Linked DNA regions of Homo sapiens: region 1 is linked to region 2. Evidence: chromatin loops called from intact Hi-C (ENCODE). Cell type or tissue: Caco-2. All regions are shown on one strand. Each heading gives the region's core, and the rest is flanking DNA. Links, peaks and the distances in the headings are about the cores only.

Region 1 (2,913 bases), core at 149-2,648, 130 kb before region 2:
CCTACTGATGAGTGAGAACAGATGATGTTTGGTTTTCCATTTCCGAGTTACTTCACTTAGAATACTGGTCTAGCCACCCAACAGACCTACCAGGCTCTGGGCTGGTACTGGAGAATGTCTGCAAGGAGTCCTGTGATGTGATCCATCTTCAGGTCTCTCAGCTGTGGATACCAGCACCTGCTCTGGTGGAGGGGAGTTAAGTGGACTCTGCAAGGGTCATTGGTTATATTTTTGTTAAGTGTGCTGGTTTTGTGTTGTTTGGCCTCCAGCCAGACTCTCCTTGGGTGAGGCTTGCTGCAGCTGCCATGACAGATGGGAGTATGGTTCCTAGGCCAACAGAGTTGTGTTCCCAAGGGGATTATGGCTGCCTCTGTTGTGTCACACAAGTTGCCAGGGAAGTGGAGGAAAGCCAGGAACCACAGGCCTCACTCAGTTCCTGTGCAGCCCAGAGCTAGAGAGACCAGTCTCACTCTCACCATGCTCCACAAACAGCACTGAGTTTACTTCCAGGCAGCAAGTGAGCAGGCCTGAGAACCTGCCCCAGGCTACAAGCCTCCCAGCTGATAAAGCAAGCAGACTCACAGTTCCTCAGCTGTCCCACAGAACCTGCAATGGCAATCCACCTCCTTCAAAGGGTCTGTGGATTCTTTTGGCTTTTCTGGTACATTCTTGCAGTAGTTCCTGGAGCAAAAGTTCATTATGTGGGTCTCCACATCCTGCTCTGTCCATCTGAGTGGTAACTGCAAGTTAGTCCTGCCTCCTAGCCACCACTTTCCCCCAGAAAATATCCCTGTTGCTCTTTTTAACAAGCTCTGACTGCAAGATAAAGTATTTTACCAAAGCCTGATCTTCTGGGGATGTATCAGAGCCTAATTGACCTGATGGAAGGAAAATACCCCCAATCAAGCTAGCTCTAGCCTTACATATAGGAGAAAGGACACCCAAATCCAGCCCCCGACATCCATCCTGTCTCATCTAAGGCTTGAGACCTACCCATAGGACTATGAAACACTGTCCTACATCTTACCACCCACCACACACTAAAGGCCTATTTACAAGACTTCCTTTTGCCCAGTACATCACATCCACATTTCACCAAACATGACAAGGCACACTAAACGGCAAAAAATACAGTCTGAAGAGACAGAGTAAGCATTGAAAACAGACCCAGATATGGCAGGGATGTTGAAACTATTAGACCATGAATTTAAAAAGACTATAATTAACATGCTTAAAGCCCTAATAGCAAAAGTAGATAGCATGTAAGAACAGATAAATAATGTAAGCAGATATCTAGAAATTCCAAGAAAGAATAAAAAAGAACACTAGAGAACAAAAACACTGTAACAGAAAGGAAAAATGCCTTTGATGGCTCATTAGTAGACCGAATACAGCTGAGGAGAAAAATCACTGAGCTTGACTACATTAAAACAGAAACTTCAAAAACTGAAAAGCAAAGAGAAAAAAGACAGCAAAAGAAACAGAACATAATATCCAAGAACTGTGGAACAACTATGAAAGGTGTACATGTAATGGTAATAACAAAAGGAGAAGAAATAGAGAACACAAAAGAAAAAAGTATTTGAAACAATAATGGCTTAGAATTTCCCCCAAATTAATGTTAGACATCAAACCACAAATCTTGTAAGCTCAGGGAACACCAGACAGGAAAAATACCAAAAAATTCCTGCACCTAAGCATGTCATATGTAAATGGCAGAAAATCAAGACACAGAAATATCTTGAAAGAAGCCAGAGGTGCAGGAAAAACCTTATGTATAGAGAAGCAAATATGAAAAGTTACATCCAATTTCTCTTCAGAAGCCATATAGGTAAGAAAAGGGTAAAATGAAATATTTAACATGTTGGGAGAAAAAGAAATGAACCTAGAACTTTGTACTCTGCGAAATTATTCTTCAAAAAATGAAAGAGAAATCAACACTTTCTCAGACAAACAAACATTGAGGGAATTTGCTACCAGTAGACATGCCTCAAAAGAAATGTTAAAAGTTCTTCAGAGAGAAAAAACTAAAGATATGTCAGAAACTTTCATCTACATTAAGAAAGGAAGAGTATTAAAAAAGAAATAAAATAAAAGCATGTGAAATGTATTCAGGAGCTTATAGAATTTACTGAACCTGGTCAGTTTTCCACAGGATGAGCAGTGAATTGTACTGCATCTTAACAGTATGTATTAGGATTCTTGCAGTGGCATGCAGGAAGATATATTTTACCAGATATTATTCTTCCAAGATACTGAGCCCCAGGGGGGAGGAAACTTGTGGAAGCTGGCCAAACAGATTAAGAGAAAAAAACTGCTGTAGTCTCCATATCATGAGGAATTGCTGTAGCCTGCTACATGGTAGTCCTATGATCCTAAATTGGCCCAGATTCTTGTCTAGATTCAGGCGTTAGGTCAAGAGCTCTCCAAAGTGCTGCACTTACTGTTCCACCCTCTGCTGAAAGACCAGGAATATAGCACAGGTTGACAGCCAAAACAGGGATTTAAAGAATGTGAGAAGGCCTGGAAGAAACTAATGAAGAACAATGGGGAGGAGTTGGAGTTCCAAGGTACCAAACCACAGATTTATCCCCCAGACAGGAGAGACTTGTGGACCCCATCTTGGCTGTTTCTTCTTTCTTCGTTTTGTATTTCAGAAATGTATCCTTTAGTTTTGATGATTTGGTTCAGACTGAGATTGCAATGTGATTTCTGTTCTCCAACATAATTCTGTTTCTTTATCTCAGTTGGAGAATCAAATAGCATATTAATATGATACATTACACTAGATTTCACCTAGAGTGGGTAATAAAATCTATTTTCCAACCTTTTCAGTCTGAGCTCAAATAAAGTTAATCTAATTTAATATGTCATCAATAAAAGTTGGTCTATGGGCCAACAGTTATTTAGGGA
Region 2 (2,913 bases), core at 178-2,677:
TTAATACACTTTCTACCCCTATCTCTTTCTCTACTCCTTCTTTAGGACCAATAACTCTTAGATTTGCCCTTTTGAAGCTATTTTCTAGATCCTGTAGGTGTGCTTTATATTTTTTTCCTTTTGTCTCTTCTGTGTATTTTCAAATAGTTCACTATTTGCAAATAATAGAATTAGTCTTTAAGCTCACTGATTCTTTCTTCTGCTTAGTCAATTCTGCTATTAAAGGACTCTGATATATTCTTCAACATGTCAACTGCATTTTTCAGCTCCAGAATTTCTGCTTGATTCTTTTTAATTATTTCAATCTCTTTGGTAAATGTATCTGATAATTTCTAAATTTCTTCTGTTATCTTGAATTTGAGTTTCCTCAAAACAGCTATTTTGAATTCTCTGTCTGAAAGGTCACATATCTTTGTTTCTCCAGGATTGTTCCCTGGTGATTTATTTAGTTTATTTGGTGAGGTCATGTTTTTCTGGGTTGCCTTGATACTTGATGTTCATCTGTGTCTGGGCATTAAAGAGTTAGGTATTAATTGTAATCGTCACAGTCTGGGCTTGTTTTCACCTGTCATTCTTGGTAAGACTTTTCAGATAGTCTAAAGGACTTGGGTGTTATGATCTAAGCTATATCTGCTTTAGGGGGTACCTCAAGCCCAGTAACACTGTGGTTCTTGCAGACCCATTGAGGTACCACCTTGATGGTCTTGAACAAGATCCGGTAGAATCTGCCTGGATTACCAGGCAAAGACTTGTTCTTTTCTCTTAGTTTCTCCCAAACAAACAGAGGCTTTCTCTCTGTTCTGAGCCACGTGAAGCTTGGCATAGAGTGACACTAGCACCCCTGTGGCCACCACCATTAGGACTGCACTGAGTTTTGCCCAAGACCTGTAACCACTCCCTGGCTACTGCCTAGGTTCTGCCAAGGCCCTGGGGCTCTGCAATCAGCAGGTGCCAAAGTCACCCAGGCCTGTGTCCTTCTTTTCAGGATGGCAAGTTCCCCTCAAGCTCCAGACAGGTCCAGAGGGGCTATCCAGGAGCCAGGGACCAGAGTCAAAAACCTTAGAAATCTATCAAGCGTTCTATTGTGCTGCAGCTGAGCTGGCACTCAAACCACAAGATGCAGTCCTTCCTACTCTTTCCTCCTCTTTCCAAAAGCAGAGGAGCCTTGCCCCACTGTGGTGGCCATTGCCACCCCTGGCAACAAGGAGTACTGCCAGACTACTGCCAATGTTCCCATAAGGCCCCAAGGCTCTTTAGTCAGCCCGTGGTGAATGCTGCCTAGCCTGGGACTCACCTTTCAGGGCACTGGGCTTCCCTCTGACCCAGAGCAGGTCCAGAAATGCCATCCAATAGTCAAGTCCTAGAATCAGGGAGTCCAAGAGCCTGCTTGCTGCTCTAAGCACCTGTGGCTGAGCTGGTACCTAAGGTGCAAGACAAAGTCCCCTTTACTTTTCCCTCTGCTTTTCTCAAGCAGAAGGAGTCTTGCCCTATAGCTCCCCCAACTGGTAATGTACTGAGTCTCACCTGAAGCCAGCAAGTCCAAGGCTCACCCAAGGCCCTCAACATAGTACCTGGGTATGGCTGTTGGTTATCCAGGGCCCAAAGGCTCTTCAGTTAGCAGGTGATGAATACTGCAAGGACTGAGTTCTTCTCTTCAAGGCAGTGGGTTCCCTCCTGGCCCAGAGTGTGTCTAGAAATGTTGTCCAGTAGCTAGGGCCTGGAAAAGGGGCCTCATGACTCTGCCTGGTACCCTATTCTGCTCTAGCTGAGCTGGTATCCAAGATGCAAGACAAAGTCCTCCCCACTCTTCCCTCTCCTCCCCTCAAGCAAAATGAAGGGGTCTCTTTTCGAGTGGGTGAGCTGTGCAGCCAGCAGTTAGGGGAGGGGTGATGCCAGCACTTCCTTAGCCACCCCAGCTGTTGTCTCAGTAGCTTATGTGTCCCCCCAGGCCACTGGCTCTGGGCCCAGGACTCACCTAGAAGTTGCAGTCCCTGTGGCCTACACTGCCTTTCAAGCTTATCTGGGGCCCCAGAGTATTTTAGCTCATGGTGGTGTGGCTTGCAAGAACCCAAGTTCTGACTGCTGGGATCAGTGATTCCTCTGTGGCTAGGGCTGGTTTAAATGTTCCATCAGTGGGCAGATGTCAGCTGAGTTTGTTCCGGTTTTCCTCTTTGCTGTAACAGGACAGCACTAAGTCCAATGCCTCACAATTGCTGCACCCTCCCTCCCCCAGTGCACAGAAATGCTTTCCACACCTCACCTCACTGCTAGATGGTGGGGGATGGGGGATGTCAGCAATTCAAGACTGTTTTTTCTGTCTCTTCAGTGCCTCTTTCAGCAATATGAAGTTAAAACAAGGTACTGTGAGTGCTTACCTGATTTTTGGTTCTTATGAGGTTTTTTTTTTTGTGCGTAGATAGTTGTTAAATTGTTGTCCTTGTGGGAGGGAATGATCCATGGAGTCTTCTATTCTGCTATATTATTCCACCCCTCTCCCCACTAAGTATTCTGAATATCAGGTGTATCCTATCATTCACAGGGAAAGAGAACCATGGAGGCCCACGTGCTTTTATGTCTAAATAGGTACACGTTATTCATGAATCAGGCAAACTCCTAAATAATCTTTTCTTATACTACTTTGGCAAATATAGCTTCAAATGACTCAGAAGGCCAAACTTCAAGTTTAAGGATTCTTTAAGCTCTCAAAATTGCTCATGTGCCAGCCTATGTATGACCACTCCCGCCTCTCATCCAAGCTTCAATCACTGCTTCTATCTATAAACAGCCAAACTTGAGCCACCCTCAGGGCTGGGGGACACATGCACCAGAGGTACAGGTACCCTCTACAGGACAAATCTGAGAAAGACATCTATACAGGGCTTGGAAGAAAATCTGTGTGGACAGGGAATACCA

Evidence for each region. Hi-C counts contacts between places; a loop is a spot of excess contacts. Peaks named below come from ENCODE experiments on the same cell type or tissue, not always from the same donor. Only the 100,000 strongest peaks of a DNase experiment are listed, where the experiment ranks them.
Region 1: a loop joins it to region 2, with 2.1 times the contacts of the local background. A loop is called at or near these places in 8 of 110 quality-filtered maps.

What each region holds. Positions count from the first base shown.
Region 1 is chr5:9,903,548-9,906,460 of GRCh38, forward strand. It overlaps LINC02112 (long intergenic non-protein coding RNA 2112), which reads right to left and starts at 277. Exons shown (of 13, transcript NR_027112.2): 1 at 1-277. It also overlaps a transcript of TAS2R1 not described here. In Caco-2, for the core only: no CTCF peak of the experiment used is centred there; no DNase peak of the experiment used is centred there.
Region 2 is chr5:10,029,177-10,032,089 of GRCh38, forward strand. No RefSeq gene overlaps it. Among named protein-coding and RNA genes, the nearest start is that of LINC02112, 130 kb to the left of the region's middle. In Caco-2, for the core only: no CTCF peak of the experiment used is centred there; a DNase peak (open chromatin) is centred at 1,495.